Linked DNA regions of Mus musculus: region 1 is linked to region 2. The links are chromatin loops, found by intact Hi-C in ENCODE. Cell type or tissue: left cerebral cortex. All regions are shown on one strand. Links, peaks and the distances in the headings refer to the core of each region. The heading gives the core; the rest is flanking DNA. Region 1 overlaps Lrrc4c (leucine rich repeat containing 4C). Region 2 has its middle 160 kb from the start of Gm13794.

Region 1 (2,921 bases), core at 277-2,776, 1.4 Mb after region 2:
ATTTACATTTCAAATACTATCCTGAAAGTCCCCTATACCCTCCCCCCACCCTGCTCCCCAACCAACCCACTCCTGCTTCCTGGCCCTGGCATTCCCCTGTACTAGGGCATATAATCTTCGCAAGACCAAGGGCCTCTCCTCCCATTAATGGCCGACTAGGCCATCTTCTGCTACATGTGCATCTAGAGAAATGAGCTCTGGGGGTACTGGTTAGTTCATATTGTTTTTCCTCCTATAGGGTTGCAGAACCCTTCAGCTCCTCAGGTACTTTCTCTAGCTCCTCCATTGGTGGCCCTGTGTTTCATCCAATAGATGACTGTGAGCATTCACTTCTGTATTTGCCAGGCACTGGCATAGCCTCACTATTGCATGGAATTTCCACTTCATCTTTCTCCAGCTTCAGAGACATTCCTGTAAAGATTACCACCATGGCTGAAAGCACGTTCCCATAGCTTTAGGATTCCCAGTTATATGATTAACAACTCACAGAATGTCACTTGCCTTAATCATAAAATGGCAATTTTAGAAGCTCATTTTCAAAACTTGGTAGAAGGAAGAATGGAATTAATTATACAGAGAGTGCAAATTTCTCTAAGGTGCATAGGTAAACTTGGGGGAGGGCAACTGAATTCTTTTTCTAATTAATTGATGAAGTAGAACTAGTGTTATAGGAATGGAAATTTAGAGTTGGAAAGTCAAAACATTTCTGCAATTCTTTTAATTTTTTTTTATAGACAGAAAAGGTTAATCCAATATCTGCATAATCATTTTTGACATCACTTCATTTTTAAACACAGGATTTTAAATCTCTCCATCCATTCACCAACTTATATATGATGACTACATGATTATTAAGGAGACAGAGAGTATTTAAATAATCTATACTCAGTAAAAAGTTAATGTGTCAAGTAGGACAAGAACTATTTCCAAGGAAGGGAATAAGAATGTGTTGCTGAAAAACTTGTCTGGAAAGGCTCCTACCAGGCTGAATATAAAAACTTGATTGTTTTTCTCAGGGTGTGTGGACTTATACATATACATATATATGCATGTGCTTATGTGTGTGTTTGATTATTTTGGGGTACAGAGAAAAACCTAAGCAATAGTGAAAAAAGAAAACCCACGTAATACATAAAAGCTAAAGAAATCAGCGTTTTTTTTAAATAAACACTTCTGAATAATTAACTTTTTTGTGAAATTTTGCCAGTGCCAAAATCTTTCAGAGTAATATAATCTCCTGAGATGGTTTATCGCACTTATTAAAGATGCAAAATTATTATTTAGAAGAGGAAGGGAAGGGCTTCAGATCTTTGAATTTGTAAATAGGCTGATGTTAGATGAGGGTGGAGAACATTCTTCATAGATTCCGAGGAAGAAACAATTTACACATGAGGGCTGTGGAAACGAGGTTGGGTAGCATCTTCAAAACTATGGAGTTAGCACTTTCCTGTAAGGAGCTTTTGTGTGTAATTGATTTTCCCTGTGAAATTAATGAACTCCTTTCCAAAAACGCAATTGGAATCACCGAGGATGAACTTGGAGACTCAATAACGCCAGCAGGACTTGAAGGGTTAATTCTTCAGTCACCACTAGGTGTCAGGTTGGGACTGGTTTTGGGAACTTGCAGGCTCTGACTGGCTTTAAGTGAGAACAGACAACCTCTCTGTTCCTTTCTGCCACCGTGCTGCTTCCTTAAATAGAGACTTTTACACTGCATATGTCAAATCTTTGGAACCTTTCTTTTTTGTCTCATGGGTGTTTACAGCATTTAAACTTTTCACCCCAGCATGAGCCTCACAGGAAGGGAGTTTTGAAGAGGAGAAATACAATTTAAAGGGGGTCAGCATTTGTGGGCAGATTCTTTTTGTCAGTATCCCCCAGAACCTTCTTCATTCTCTGTCACGAAACACTTAGAGTTTACATGCAAGTTGACAACTAGGTTTGCTTAGGCCCTGTAACCTTCAGTAGAGATAAAAAGCACCGAAAGCAAGGAGGTGCAGACTCACTATGTAATTTTGAGCATGTAGTAAAGGTTTGATTCATTCATCTTTACATCTTTAAAATGAGTATATCACTTGAGTAAGAAAGAATACATAAATTTTATAAAATCTCCCTAGAAACTGTAAATTAAGAAGTAACTTTATAGTTAAGGTCTTGATTCTGAGACAGAGTAAACCATAAGCTTGGTGCCCTTGTTTGCATAGAGGAAATACCACTAATGCAAAACTGCAGTGCTTGGATCTCTTGTAGAATGTCACTGGAACAATTCCTTATAGGAAGGTTAGCATGGCTGGGGTATTATAGGCAAAGGATGGAGCTGTGTAGGAAGAGAAGATGTAAAATTAAAGAATTTGACCATTATGTTAAATAATCTGACGGAATTACTCTAGCACAGGCAGCAATCAAAATTGTATACAGAAGAAATATCCAAAAGGTTCACAATAAAATCTAAGCTAATTAATATAGCCTACACGGTCTTATCCATCTTTGCATCTTCATATCAACTTTTGCTCCATTTAATTGCCTTGTAAATCTGTAATCTAGAAGTGGAATTATTTTATGACCAAAACTACTCGTCACTGAGAGCCTTTCTCAGCCCATTTTGATCATGTTAGCACAGCTCAGCTCTCTCTGTGGTGAGTACAATCACCAGCTCTTCATTAAGTCAGTTCAATACCATGCATTGATATATAATACAGTTCTAGGCAAAGAGACACGAGGAAGGCTAACGCTTTATGGTCCAAGTTTAAGAAAGAAACATTTAAATATACAGATAATTCCTGATTTGAGGTATTATGCCATATGTGCCAGGACAGCACACCCACGATCTGATGGTTAGCAAAAATGTTGTGTAAAGCTGAGCATGTGGAGTCTATGGAAATACCAGAGGCTTTTGAAGATGAAATTGAACTACTGAACAA
Region 2 (2,921 bases), core at 113-2,612:
TGCCATGCTCTTGTTGTCTTGTTTGCTGGTACTTGTCTTCCTGGCCTGTACACTCTGCTTTCAGGAGCCATAGGTGGCCTTCTGGGGTATCTCATTTGGCTGGCAAGATCTGTTCCTGTCCTGTGCCGCGTGTTTGAAACATTTACATGCTATACTGCTTCATTAGGGACATACACTCAGATTGCTTCCTGGAAACAATAAGGTCTGCACTGGGATAGAACAGAGTTGAATAGACATTTATCTTTTCACAGGGCAAATCAATGAGTAATTTTCTGGTTTGAATGCTATATTTAACACTCTGTCTGGGGAAATGCTCTCGAGCATATCCTATTCCAAGGTGCAAGGTGGCTTTAATAAAGAGATTTAAAAAAAAAAACTCTCATTTATGATTCCTGGAACCTGCATTAAATCCTTCCAGGAAGTTGTTGCCCTTTTGATATGCAGACCACAGGAAGAAGTGGACTTGGTGCTGATAGCACACACCTGAGAGGGGAAATATTCTGTAAATTCCTGTGGCACAGGAAGGCTTTTACTAGGCAAACTCAAAGCCAAAGCTTCCTACTCCACTGCATGTCAAAGGCAAGACTATAAAAACACTTTAACCTGTTATTATTATCCCAAATGAGAGAAGTGCATTACAAGAGTGAGGAGTTCATATGTTGCCAGTATTTGACATTATATAATTTGTAGAGTGGTCCAGACCTGAATCTCTTAAAGCTGCCTATTTTCAACTTCCATTCAAGCATCTCTCTCACACACAAAAACACATATTGATGTCCACCTTTATAAGTGCACTGGTACAGTAAGAAAGAAAGGAAGCTCAAAAAGGTCAACTGACCTGTTCAAGGTCACACAGAGAATTCTTGCAAACCCAAGGGCCGTCTCTGCTGATAAACTGGCTCTGTCATATTCAGAGAATAATAGTCAGGTTCACAAAAGCTGGGAGGCATAATTATTTTCATCAATAAGACAAATATGTCAGGCTCGTTTGTAGTTGGGGAAATTAGGAGAGGTGTATTTTCTTGAGTGATTTTTTTTATTATTCTCATCTATACCACTAGGGTGTTGTTAATATGCACTACAAGCTTCGTGTTCATTCGACATTATCATATTTGTAAAGCAGAGATGCACTGTAGAGACGTTGTGCAGAATAGAGACTCCATTCCAATCCCTGGTATTCTAGACGTTTGACTACAGATACCAGGATTCTCTTCATTCTATGCTTCATGAAGAATGGAGATTGTTAGGCAACACGACCAGATATCTATCGGTCCAAACAGCAGCGAAGATTTTCCCGTGTTGTGGAGAAAGGATGTCACATCTTCCTCCATATGGAGCCAACTTCAAAACTGACCCTACAGGTTCTCGAATTGAGGCGCCCTCAGAGCAGTTTTTCACCGTGAGCTGTAGATGGCGGTGTTGCATCAAGAACTTCCTGCCCTAAGCAATGGTGGGAGCTGGGGCGTCCAGCTGTGGCCTGCTGGGGCTGAACTCTGAGAATCCTTCTTTAAGTTCCTCTGGTTGGTCATAACACAGCAGTTCTCCTTCTGGGTCCCCTGCTTCCCCATCATTCTCGCCCACTACAAGCTGGGAATGCAAGCCCTGTTGCGCTTCCCCCCTCCTTCCTTTCCTTTGCTTTACAGGGGTCTGTGATTAATAGCAGCACGGGGGAACAATTGAGAGGGAGAAAGTACTTGCAATGCAACAGTGGAGAGATTAAATGTAACTCGGGTGCTGAACCTCTTTAGTGAGAGCATCCTTGCAAATTTGTTTTCCCTTCCCTCCCACAGCGGGCCCCCTACTCAGGGTGGAGGCAGGCTCAGTGACTTCATTAATCAAGGCGCTTCGCCTGGGCTGATGAATTTTAACAGCAAACTGTCACTTACAATCCTTCCCCGTCTCATGTCTCCCGGAGCTCTGGTTATTTCATCCTCACCAATTAATCAAGGCAGCCACAAAGCGACCCTGGAGTTTATTAGCAGAAAACAGGTTGTTTCTTCCCCAGAGACAGGCTTTTTCTGCCACTTCAGATGTGAGGAGTACCCTTTCCTTGAGTTTTTCTGGTTGAGAGACACACCCAAGCCAGCCGTTCATCTTCCAGCCTTCCTGAGGCCCTCCTTCATCAGCCCTTTCTCGGATCTCATTGCCTTTATCTGCTCCCAGGTCTCCAGTCCTTTGATTAGAAGGTTGACAGGCACAAAACAGAGAGGCAAGATAACCGCCTCAACTACGCTGAATGCTCAACAGACTGATCATTTATCAAAGCAGTTTTGGATCTGTTGCCTGGACGTGGATATTTCAAGGTGTTTGGTTTTTTGTTTTGTTTTTCTCACAAATTCAGATTTGAATGGCACTGCTTTTCCAAAAAAATGCCTGTCTCCCTGGAGTGAGGGCATTTATGGATAAAATCAAGGACGTTTTTAAGGCAAGTTTTTTAAAGCAATTTCGTAATTTGTAAAATTAAATGTTCTGAGGCGCCATGCTGGTCGAAGCGGTAATGTCTGTGTAGAGGTTTCCGGATGCTGATTATGGTTCCCTCTTTATCATTGCTTTTCTAGGCACAACAGCTCTGGTACTCAGCCATTTGCACAATGCATTTTTTCCCCTCTTCTTCATTCATTCGCCCCAACAAACATTTATTGAACATTCCACCCTGAGCCAGATTAAATCTTAGCCATCAGAACTCATAATAGTTAACAAAATGCTTGCACAAATTACATTTTGTTAGTCATGGTAAGTGCTACGACAGAAAAACACAGCTTACTGGGAGAACATGATGCAGAGACTGGATCTTGCCTGTGAGTTAGAAAGGCTGTGCCAAGGAGTGACATTTACCGGGAGTCCTGAGAGTTGATAAGAATTAGCCTGGTGGGAGCAGAATGCAGAGAGCAAGACAGTTAGGCAGAGGAAAAATGTCTTTG

What was found. Peaks named below come from ENCODE experiments on the same cell type or tissue, not always from the same donor. Only the 100,000 strongest peaks of a DNase experiment are listed, where the experiment ranks them.
Region 1: it touches region 2 in a loop (5-fold over the local background); 2 of 42 quality-filtered maps call a loop at or near these places.

What each region holds. Positions count from the first base shown.
Region 1 is chr2:96,584,253-96,587,173 of GRCm38, forward strand. The region is part of intron 2 of Lrrc4c (leucine rich repeat containing 4C); the gene reads left to right. Among named protein-coding and RNA genes, the nearest start is that of Lrrc4c, 270 kb to the left of the region's middle. In left cerebral cortex, for the core only: a CTCF peak has its summit at 1,579; DNase peaks (open chromatin) are centred at 1,613 and 2,211; H3K4me3 peaks cover 311 bases; H3K27ac peaks cover 1,380 bases.
Region 2 is chr2:95,230,792-95,233,712 of GRCm38, forward strand. No RefSeq gene overlaps it. Among named protein-coding and RNA genes, the nearest start is that of Gm13794, 160 kb to the right of the region's middle. In left cerebral cortex, for the core only: a CTCF peak has its summit at 1,409 (motif pointing right); DNase peaks (open chromatin) are centred at 1,406 and 2,008; H3K4me3 peaks cover 240 bases.